2 separate regions of the Mus musculus genome follow, and region 1 is linked to region 2. A link is a loop called in an ENCODE intact Hi-C map of the cell type or tissue named here. Cell type or tissue: heart. All regions are shown on one strand. Links, peaks and the distances in the headings refer to the core of each region. The heading gives the core; the rest is flanking DNA. Region 1 overlaps Gm34679 (a long non-coding RNA gene). Region 2 has its middle 14 kb from the start of Dgcr6.

Region 1 (5,372 bases), core at 297-5,296, 120 kb after region 2:
AGTAAGGCTGGGGCCAGCAACAAGACAAGAATGTGCAGTTGAAGTTTGGGGATGGGCCAGCTGGGCAGTGGTAACCCAGCCCTGCTCCCGGCCCATGGCTTCTCAGAGGATTTTTGGTACTCAGTCCTTGGTGGAGGGGCATTTATAGCAGGTGGGACATTTGGAATCAGCCCCCCATGTGGGAGGAGCCCAGCTGGGAAGGCAGAGCCTGGGATAGCTCTTGGAGATACGGAGTCTGGGTAGATATCAGCAAGGAATCAAGGGAGCTAGAGTGGTCCTAGCTTAGAATCTCATGCAGGACCAACTCCTAGACAGACCCAAAGTCTGAGGCCTGAGCCTGTGTTCAGAAGCATTTGGGCTCTAATGTGGTCATCAATTGTCATGGATGTTATCGACACAGGCAAGGCTTACCCAATCACACACACGGACTTCTGGCCAGCCCCCATAGCAGTACCGGTACCGCACAGGCGGGACTCCAAGCTGATTTCAGTGGGAGGTGCACCTCCTCCGAGACCCCTGTAGTCCAGGTAGTGGCACTGAGTGTCATTCAGATCCCTGACTCAGATCTAGATCTCATGCCTCCAGAGAGCACCCATGGGTGCTGAAGCAGCTTGGACCTCAGCTAGCGAAGGCTTCCCCCAGCCCTGCCTGCCCTCAGTGCCACTGTCATACGTGTGTGTGACTGTGTGTGCAGCTGTAACACATTCATGTGTATAGATGTACGTGACACATTTGTGTTTGGTGTGTGCGCATTGCATATGGGTGTGTATGAAGCATGTCTGTGCACATGCACTTCTGCCTGTAGGTGGAGGTTTCCCCAAGGATGGACCGAAGAAGGACATTGTGCTTGAAACCTTGCGTCATCTTGTGTGAGAACTGACTGCCAAGTGGGCAGGGCCAAGGCTGACCCTCCACCAAATCTGTGCCCAGAGCAGGTTTTCAGGAAACCAAAGGCAGGGAGTACCCCAAGTCTAGGCACAAAGGATGAGCCTTTGTTTCATGAGCAACAGCGAGAGCCAAGACCCCCTAGGACTGGACCTGGCTTTAGAGCTGCCAGCTCAGCAGGGAAGTGTAGCCAGAGAAGTGTGTGCCTGCTAAGGACTAAGGCAGTAGGTAACCCTGGGCCTGGAGAACACATGCATCTCCTGCCCCAGGTGGAGCTCCATTTAACAAGGAGAAACTGAGGCTCTGGCCAAGACTTCAAGAATTTCAGCTTGTCTCTGGAAGGTGTACTTAGTGACCACAGTGGGAATGCTGACACTGAATCTCCAGTGAGGACCAGAGGGCCCGGAGGACCCTTGCCCACAGCAATGTTTAAGGCATGATGCTTGTTCCGCATGAAGATGAGCGGGGAGACACCAAAGGGGGTTTTATGGGAAGAAATCTAAGTGTGGTGCATGGTATGGCCCTGGCAGGGTCATGTCTCCCCTTGCCCCTTTTATGTGAGACTTCAGCCGCTCTGTGTGGGAGGTCCTGTTATGCTTGTCTCTATCTCTGCCCTGCCCCTTCACACTCCTCTTGTGAATGAAGAGATGAGCTCCTGTCACCTAGGCCCACGTGGGAAAGGAAAAGCTGTCAGTTCCTTGATCCCTGTCATGTCTCTTGTTCACCTCATCCTGCTAGGGCTCTCTGGGGAAAAAAATATCCTTCTAGCGGAGAAGGGTCAGGTGAGTGAGGAGGGGGTCCATCGGAAGCAGAAGCCTTACACAGGAACAGAGGCTGCCATCGTGAGGAGCCTGGGCACCCTACCACAGCTGGGCTCAGGGAGAACAGGGGCAGGGAGAAACCAAGACAGAGAGGGAACATGCATCAGGTCTATAGGGGCTCTGAGAAGATGTAACATGTGCCAAATTCCTGCCATCCTGGTTCCATGAGAGGGTACCACAGCCCATCCAAGGCTCCCAGCCTCCTCTGTTCCTTATTATGTGTCAGAGTCCACAGGTCATGCTGTGGCCACGTCTATACTGTCCTAACCAGAAAAGATCTTTTGCCATTCACACAGAGTCTGGGCCCCAGGGATAGGTCATGGGAAACTGTTAGGGCTCAAATCATATGATTTTCCACAGCTGAGCCCATAGCCCATGCCTACCTTCGACACTATGTGCCTCAGTTTACCCTCTCTTCCTCTTAGAGCCTGTGAGCAAATGGACAAGAGATGATCTAATCTAGAATTTGCTCCATTTTCCTGGGGCTGGGGGCACCCTTCCCATAAAGCTGTCACTGTAGCGTTGCCATCCCCAACAGCAGTGCGCCCCCTGGTGGAGATGTGATAAGCCAAACAACATCCTGTTTCTTCAAGGTGTTTGATGCGAAGTCAAACTGAGTCTCATTCAGTCTTGCTGCCCAAGCGTTCCTGTTGTGTTCTCTATGGATTGCTGTGCGTGTTCCTGCTGTCCTTCCTGTTTGTTCTCCTGAGATTTGGGGGCAGAGCTGCACGAGTGCTGGTTTGTGAACGTATTGGACGTCAAGCTCATGGGCCTGAGCTGCACTGTAAGATACACACTCCTTTCCACTGTTAGACTATACAAGGAGGAATGCTGGGCTTCAGACCTATCTGGGCTAAGGCCTAGCCTGGATGCCCCAGTGCACATAGTTTAAGTCCCTCAGACAAAAGCCCTGTCCTGTAGTTGTTACAGACCCAGCTGGGCACAAAGGTGCTGCTTGGATCTGGGATGGGCTATTAGGAGACTCTGACAGAAGTTCTGATTCCCCTGGAGACCCTGCCCTTGCCCATCCCAGACTAGAGGTGGCTCTCTGAGTGACAGCAATTAGTGCCAAGGCTGGCAATGAGGAGCCTGCACACACCCCCAAAGCACCTGACATTGCACAGCTCTGGGGGCTGGGGGAGGGCGCTGTGCTCTGGCTGTGGCTAAGGCGCCTGGAATCATCTTCTTTTTGCTGTAAAAATGGAAACATCCCCTATGTGAGACACAAGCTGGCGAGGAGAACGCCACTGTGAAATCACACCCACAGCAGGGCGGGAGGTGGCTGGGGTGCTGGGCCTGCCAGGAAAGGAGGGCCTTGCGCACAAGGCGGGGAGGGGTGCAGGGGCGAGGTGCAGTCCCTCAGCCAGACAACCCCACTAGAACATGGGCCAAGCCCTCCCTGCCTTGATCCCCTCTTTTCCCAAAACAGCAACAGAGCTGGCTACATCCGGCTTCCCACTCCCACCCAGAGATGCTGGAATAGCTGTAAGGGGGGTGGATTGGGGTGCAGTGCCGGGGGCTGTCTAAGTCGAAGAGAGACAACAGTTCTCCTCAATGGAAAGGCATCAGGGGCATGGCTAGGTGGGCCCAGACTTTTGCTGTCAGGAAGGGTAAGATGTTTCTCTAGAAGTTACAATCCTCCCCACCCTCTATCGCCCCCACCCTTACATTCTTTCAGGCTGCCATGGGAGATGCCTCAGTACCAAATATCCAAGCCTCATGCACACAGGATCCCGATGTGTCATCCACTTCTCCCAACAATCAAACTAGCTCGGGACTGCCCATCCCCGCTGGAGATCAAACTTGCCCTGTTTTCCTGGCTGGGGCCCTCCTCCTAGGCACTGCTCAGCCGCAGCTCGGCACATTGGATCTGAAATCTTCATGGAACTGCAAACAGCCCTGCACACCCACGGGTGTGAGGAACACGTGCCGTGCATGTGAAACACCAGCATCCTGTGAGCTGTTCTCACCTCCAGGCTTACAAGGACACAGCACAGAGCCCACGTGCTGTGGCTACAGTGGACACCGACCAGCAGAGAGGTCAGGGCCTGCAGAAGATTATGGTTGCAAATTCTGTGGGGTGCATTTCATAAGCAACATGTAATTTTCACTCCGGTTACTGACTCAGTAAAGTTGCAGGCTACCATAAAGTATCTTGTCCTCTACCCCCAGAGCTCCAGTCTAGTCCCTGAGCTAGGAATGACCTTTCCAGAATGTCCAAGATTCCAGTCTGAGGACCTTGCCTGACTGCCCTGGATAGAGGTATATATAAAGAGGCCATGAATTTGAGAAAGAAGGTGGAATATATGGGGAAGCAGAAGCGAGGAAAGGGAGGGGGAAATGATGTAATTATATCATAATTTAAAAAAATAAAAAACTGCCCCGGGTTCAGCAAGCATTCCCAGGCCAACTGCACAGAGCCAACGGTAGAGCTTCTTCGCTGCTAAGCCCACACACCTTCACAAATGTGCACATTCAAATATCTGCACACACACATAACACTCAGATACATGTCCCCACATGTGCACAAGCACTCAACATATGCTCATGCAGTTGCGTGATCATATACACTTGTGTGTCCATCAAAGTATGTATCTCCTAACACACTCTCACAGATACACCTGTAATTTCACCCTGGTACACTCACGATACACGGACTGCCCACTCACATGCTCTCCTGGTTACTCACATTCACTCATAAGACCACTCATATGCTTTCACATGACTACCCCACCTTCTCACACACCCACATATGTACCAGCACTAACAGTCACACATACGCATACTCACAATTCTCGCACTCACGCGTACTTGCACATTCTGTTTTCTCATTTGCACAGATCCCTCGCTGACATTCAGAGGCCATGCCCTTGCCTGTTGCTGCTGCCAAACGCCTCCTCCTACAAGGTCAGGCCACTGCTCTGGACCCTTCCCTGCACCCTATGATACAAACCTGCTTTACTATCTAAAGGACCCTTGAGCTGATCCAAGAACAGGAGGAAGATAGCTGACCAGTGTTCTGCTCTGCTGCCTAGTTACCCAATGCTGCAGCGACTGGGCTCCAAGGAGCTGGGCCCTCAGCAGCCCTCCCTTGCTGGGGCCCCAGTGGAGTGGGACATGGAGGTGGACATGGAGTGGGAGTCATGGAGGACAGCCACACAGCAACGGGAACCAGAGCTTGGGGTCTGGCTGGTCCTGAGCACATTTTTGGTTCAGGAGGATGACAAGACACAAGCTAGAAAGGTTTCAAGGTGGGTTCTACTGTGGAAGGAAAGAAATAAGCCAGCAGTAATGTCCCCTCCGACAGGAAACTCATCCCTGAGATTTCCACAGGACTGGAAAGTATATAGCGGTGACCTCATTAAGAGGGGCTTCATGGAGCAATCCAGGCCAGGCATCCAGATGGACAGGGGCTGATATAGATGGAGGATACGGCTTGGGCTCTCTGAAAACGTTTCTCTGGAGATCTTTCTCCCAACCTCTGGCTCCAGCTGGCAAAACTGAGTACTTAGAACTATGATTGGTCCCTGGGACCCCAACACCAGAGCCAGACAAAGGAGTTCATCAGGCAGGTTTCCTGGTTATCCAGTGGAGGGACCTGCAGACCCTCACAGACTTCAGGCATCATCAGAACGTCCAGTGAGGCCAGGCAGGGGAAGACTGTCC
Region 2 (5,372 bases), core at 314-5,313:
TTTCCTGAAAGCAAATATGAGTGACCATGTCCGAGGAGTACAGATCACCCTAAATATGCCACTGGTTTTGTGAAGTTGTTGCAGTGTAAAAGAGAGCCAGTGTGGGGATTTGAATGAGAACGGCCTCCTCCCAGGAACTCCAATGAGATGCTTTCTTTTATAATTCGGTCACTGTGTTTTGTCATAGCAATAAAAACCGCTAACTAGTAAAGGCATTGTCCAAGTCCATCAGTGGAAATGCTACGTTGATAGGCTCAAGTAAAGCAGGAAAGTCTCTGCTGGGTTTCGGTTTCAGACTCCACTCAGTAACATTCTTACCTCTGGTGCCACTCAGTAACATTCTTACCTCTGGTGCCACTCAGTAACATTCTTACCTCTGGCGCCACTCAGTAACATTCTTACCTCTGGAGTCACTCAGTAACATTCTTACCTCTGGTGTCACTCAGTAACATTCTTACCTCTGGTGTCACTCAGTAACATTCTTACCTCTGGTGCCACTCAGTAACATTCTTACCTCTGGTGCCACTCAGTAACATTCTTACCTCTGGTGCCACTCAGTAACATTCTTATCTCTGGACTGCTGGGAGCTTGTTAATACGAGCCAAGGAGTTTCCTCATGGAAGTGACAGGAATGTTAGGTTAGGAGAGGTGGCAGCGAGTAGAGGTTTTTGGTTTTTGGTTTTTGTTTTGTTTTGTTTGTTTGTTTGTTTGTTTTTTGCTTTTCAAGACAGGGTTTCTCTGTGTAGCCCTGGCTGTCCTGGAACTCACTCTGTAGAACAGGATGGCTTCGAACTCAGAAATTCATCTGCCTCTGCCCCAAGTGCTGGGATTAAAGGCATTCGGCACCACTGCCTGGCTCTTCCCAAGCTTTCTTAGGAGAGGGAACCTTGACAACCATGGGGGTGATGAGGCCTGGAGCCGGGGGAGCAACCAGGAGGGATGACATGGCTGGGCCTTCAGTAAGAGAGATAGCTCAAAGGAGAGAAACATGACAGAGAAACCTAAAGAGGGAGAAGTTGGACAGGAGGGAGAGAGAGACGGAGGGAGCCACAGGGTTTGCTATCTAACACAACTGCCACCACTTTCAGGCTTGCATTAATATCTTCCTGTGAGGAAGAACAGTGTGTCTACCCTGGAGACTGCCAAAGCAGGACACTGCCTCGCCAGTCTCTTGACACTGAGCCACAGCTGGAAGGGCTGCTGAGAATCAGAACTCCAGGTCCCCAGTCCTGCCTACCCTGCTTTCTGCGGGAGAGGGGAGGCTGCCATGTGGTGAGATGAACCTAGACTACCACCTCAGCACTTTCATCCAGAAAACAACCACTCAGAACACCAATGCACACAACAGGCAAATCCAGCTGAGGGTAAGTGGTTGTATGGAAGGGTTAGGATCATTGTAGTCCCTAAGCCAGGTGCCACAAAAGTTACCGAAGCTGTAGCCGGCCTCTCCTACCTGCCCCAGCCTACAGCCTTGGTAAGATGCCCCAAAAGGAGCTGTCAAAATGGTGGCACCACAATACCTCAGCCTGCAGCTGTCACAACAGCGATCCATGGTAGCACATCTCCTTTCCTGCCTCAGCCTACGCCCTTTGTGAAACACCACTGGTAGTGGCAGGGGTGGGGTCTGTCCAGAGACAATGGGAGGCTAGCAAAGGGTCCCGCCAGCTCAAGTATGCACCCACATGGTTGGCAAGCACAGCTCTGCCTGAAGAGGGTGTCTGTCAGGTTCTCCACTTCTTCCTTCTGCAAGGAACTCCACTCCTCAAAGCACAGGGTATCCTTGTGTCTCCGGGGAGTAGACATAGCATGGTGGGGTTCCCTGGGTTCCCTGAGGATACTTCTAGTTCCCTCCTGGTTCTATGGCCAAAATACAGATTGCATCTGATCCTGCCGTGTTTATGAGGGCAGCTCTTGGGGGACACAGGCAAGATTTAGATGTTCAGAAAACAGCCTCGAGCCTGTAGTGTACAACCTGGGCCACGAGGCCTTAGGTTCCCTCCACAAATCACTGACATCATGTCAGGGGGTACAGTCTAGGTTGCTATCTTTGGAATAGTATCTCTGGAAAAATTTCCCATGTCTCACAGTAGGGCAATGGACCACACGGACTTGGAGGAGGCGGGGCTTCTTAAACAGGAAGTGGGTACCTGCTGACCAATCCTCCTTAAGGGCTTTCTGGTGACTGCTTTGGTAGTGTCCCAGAAGGTGGACCCGATAATAATAGGGAACAGTGCTACATAAATCATGAGAACAGAAGCTGAGACTTACCAGGATGAAGAATAGGTCTATAGTGTATGTCCACTGTGATTTATAATAACCGATAGTGTTCACCTCACTCCCTATTTCTACTTAACAGCAGTCATAAAAACTCAAAAACGTATACAAAAAATGTCAGACTAAAGATGATGAGGGGCAGTTTTCAGTCCTTGGAGTTTTCTAAAGCCACATGCAAATCTCAGTGCTGTCCTGAGATGCCCAGTCATCCAGAGACCCCTGAGCATGCTCAGATGGGGGCCACTGCAGAAGAGGAAGACTGCCCCGCGGAAAGATGCTGATGCGAGCATATCCATAACAAGGAGCAGGTACATGGAGCCTCAGAAGTGCCACCCTGTACTGACCCTGTACGGAGGCTAGAACACTCGACACTCAGGTTTTGCTCTTTCTGGGGGATGGTGCCAGGTGTGCTTTCTAAAACACCTGGCCATTTCTTCGGGCACATGACAGAGGAACTAAAAGGCTTCAGTCACCTGCAGAATGTCACCATCTGGAAGCAGGAACCAAACAAAGTTCCTGTGTGTCCCTGTGCTCCAGTAAAAGAATCCAGATAGAAATCTGGGATGGGGAAGTAGCTAGAAATGTCCGCCAGGGGGCGCGCAACCAGCCAGCAAGCCTCTTCCCTGAGGGATCTGAACCAATCTGCAGACACGAGAAAGCCTGGCCTGGTTCCCCTCGCACAGATCATTGCCTTTCTGAGCCTGTGGGAGAGGCTATCTGTCTCAGGCCGCTGGCGTCTCCCGGAAGCATGGCCTGCCAGGCACGACCCAGGCAACAGAAGGCACAGCTAGACAGCTAGATTTGACATGCCCCTCAAGGCTCCCGGACCACACAGGAGCCAGGTAGAATGTCTGAAGCTACCTACAGGAAGGAGGACAGGCGGAGAGGAGTGACTGGTAGGTAACAAGGAAACAAGGGGAGGGGGTGAGTACTTCTGGGTATATGCACTGGGTGAAGCATATTTAGATTACAAGTCTGGATCAGCATGTGTTTGATTAAGGTACACTTAAGGTTTATAAATTCCCAAGGTTATAAAGGTCTACTCAGGCTAACAGAAAATGACTTTAAAAATGTGTGTCTAACTACTTATGTCTTTGCTGATGGAGTTCAATGCCAGGCCTCTAAAATTTTAGATAAGGATAAGGTATGTTTGATAAATACGGTTTAAGGAGTCCTAAGGTCTATTCAGGCTGGTAAAAACTAACTTGAAAATATATGTATAGCCTCTTTGCCTTTGCTAACTTTGTTAAGCTTTAGATACTTAAATTTAGTTTAGAAGAAAGTGGGATATTCTATATGGTGCACTGTAAAAGGATCTATGGCTCCTCGTGCCCTCTTCGTGCCCTCTTCTGGGGTGTCTGCATGCCACCCCCAGGGCGGACAGGACCGGGCAAAGTCTGAAACAGGTGGGGTCTGCAGTCCTCTTCCTCCACTGCCTGGCAGGCCAGAAGGTAGACGTGGATCCCAGGACATGCAGGATCCCAGGACAAACAGGATCCAGGTCTGGTTTGGAGCAACTGCTAGGGGAAGAGGGGCATGGGGAGGGGAGAGAAGGCCTCCAAGAACCTTAGTGCTATAGGTCATTCAGGCTAAGGCCTTCTCCAACGTCTTTAATGATGCAGGTTTCTGAGATGGTCTTAGCTCATTTTATCTTGTCCATATTTCTTTATTCTGGGTGAACCAAGGGTTATATAGTTTGGGGAAGGGTGTGAGGATATTCAGGGAGGGAAATCGTCAGCAGTGGCTGAAGGCTAAGACCTCTGAGATGCCTCATTTGCCAGGGGAATTCCAGAATTCTATGTGACTGGCTACTTGTGACCACCTGGTTGGAGGTCTCTAGGTTATGTGCTCTGAGGCAGGCACAGAAATAGGGAGGGCGTTAGCCCTACTCCGACCAGTCCCAGAATGAGATTCTAATCTGAATTTTTAGATTCCCAGGGCTTGGACATAGTCTACCTCACCGTTCCATGCCAATTCTTCTGGTGGCATGGTCCACGTGCCCTACAAGAATCAGGAAAGCAAGGCTCTCAGTCTCTCTGTGGGCTGTACTTGTGGTTTAAGAGTTTATTTTGGTGCTAGAGGATCTTGATTTAAATCTTCAACTTAAATTTTTTAAGGCTAAAACTTAACAGGGATAAAACTGTGGAATCCTAATCTTGTAAACAAGAAGCTGCCAACTTGCCGGTCTCGGTTAGGGTTTTATCGCTGTTAAGAGACACGGTAACCACAGCAACTCCTATAAGGGAAGGAACGCATTTGATTGGAGCTGGAGTTTCAGAGGTTTTTGTCCATTATCATCGTGGCAGGAGGTGTGGAGGACCACATTTGGTTCTGAAGAAGGAGCTGAGAGCTCTACATCTTGTTCTGAATCAAAGTAGACCTAGCTAGAGCATCTGATGTCAAAGCCTGCCCATGCAGTGGCACACACTTCCTCCAACAAGGCCACACCTAACAGTGCCTCTCCCTATGGGCCAAGCATTCAAACACGAGCGTCTACGGGAACCATTCCTACTTAAACCACCACAGCTTTGTAAACGGTTAAGGACAATAAGACAAGCAAGTTAGTAGTCAGCCACCTTACACACAATCACATTCTTCAATGTGCTCAGGACTTTGTTTGTAGCCATGCTGAGTACAAACGTAGTTCATTTACAGGGACAAGCCTTCTTTAGCTTTCTGTTTATGCTACCAAGGTTAAGCCTGAAGCAACTAACTAAAAACAAACAAGTTTTGTTTAAAACCAGATATACCTAATCTTACATGATGGCCCTCAACATCCTCAGAGACCTGTTGAATAATGCAAAAGCTTCCCGAGATAGACAGAACTGCTAGCTTCTAGAGTTAGTCCTAAGGTATTCTCCAAAGAATAGAACAGGGCCCAGACAACCCACCCGGATAGTGATAATACTAACCACTGGGCAGAGAACTGCCCCACACCTCACCCACTGCTCGGACTCTGCTCAAACTGTGGACAAGCTGCACACTGGAGAACTGACTGCCCCCCTTTTGTCTCACCGAGGTAGGCCCTGACTTCTGAACCTAGTGATACTCTCAGCACCGTCATGGAGGATCCTAGGATAACCATTCAGGTAGCGGGT

The links. Peaks named below come from ENCODE experiments on the same cell type or tissue, not always from the same donor. Only the 100,000 strongest peaks of a DNase experiment are listed, where the experiment ranks them.
Region 1: a loop joins it to region 2, with 8 times the contacts of the local background. A loop is called at or near these places in 6 of 42 quality-filtered maps.

The regions. Positions count from the first base shown.
Region 1 is chr16:18,170,453-18,175,824 of GRCm38, forward strand. It overlaps Gm34679 (a long non-coding RNA gene), which reads left to right. Exons shown (of 4, transcript XR_875940.2): 3 at 2,300-2,490; 4 at 3,385-3,896. Among named protein-coding and RNA genes, the nearest start is that of Gm34679, 3.6 kb to the left of the region's middle. In heart, for the core only: a CTCF peak has its summit at 2,257 (motif pointing left); no DNase peak of the experiment used is centred there; H3K27me3 peaks cover 2,643 bases.
Region 2 is chr16:18,049,952-18,055,323 of GRCm38, forward strand. It overlaps a transcript of Dgcr6 not described here. Among named protein-coding and RNA genes, the nearest start is that of Dgcr6, 14 kb to the right of the region's middle. In heart, for the core only: a CTCF peak has its summit at 2,861 (motif pointing right); a DNase peak (open chromatin) is centred at 2,940; H3K4me3 peaks cover 281 bases; H3K27ac peaks cover 196 bases; H3K27me3 peaks cover 612 bases.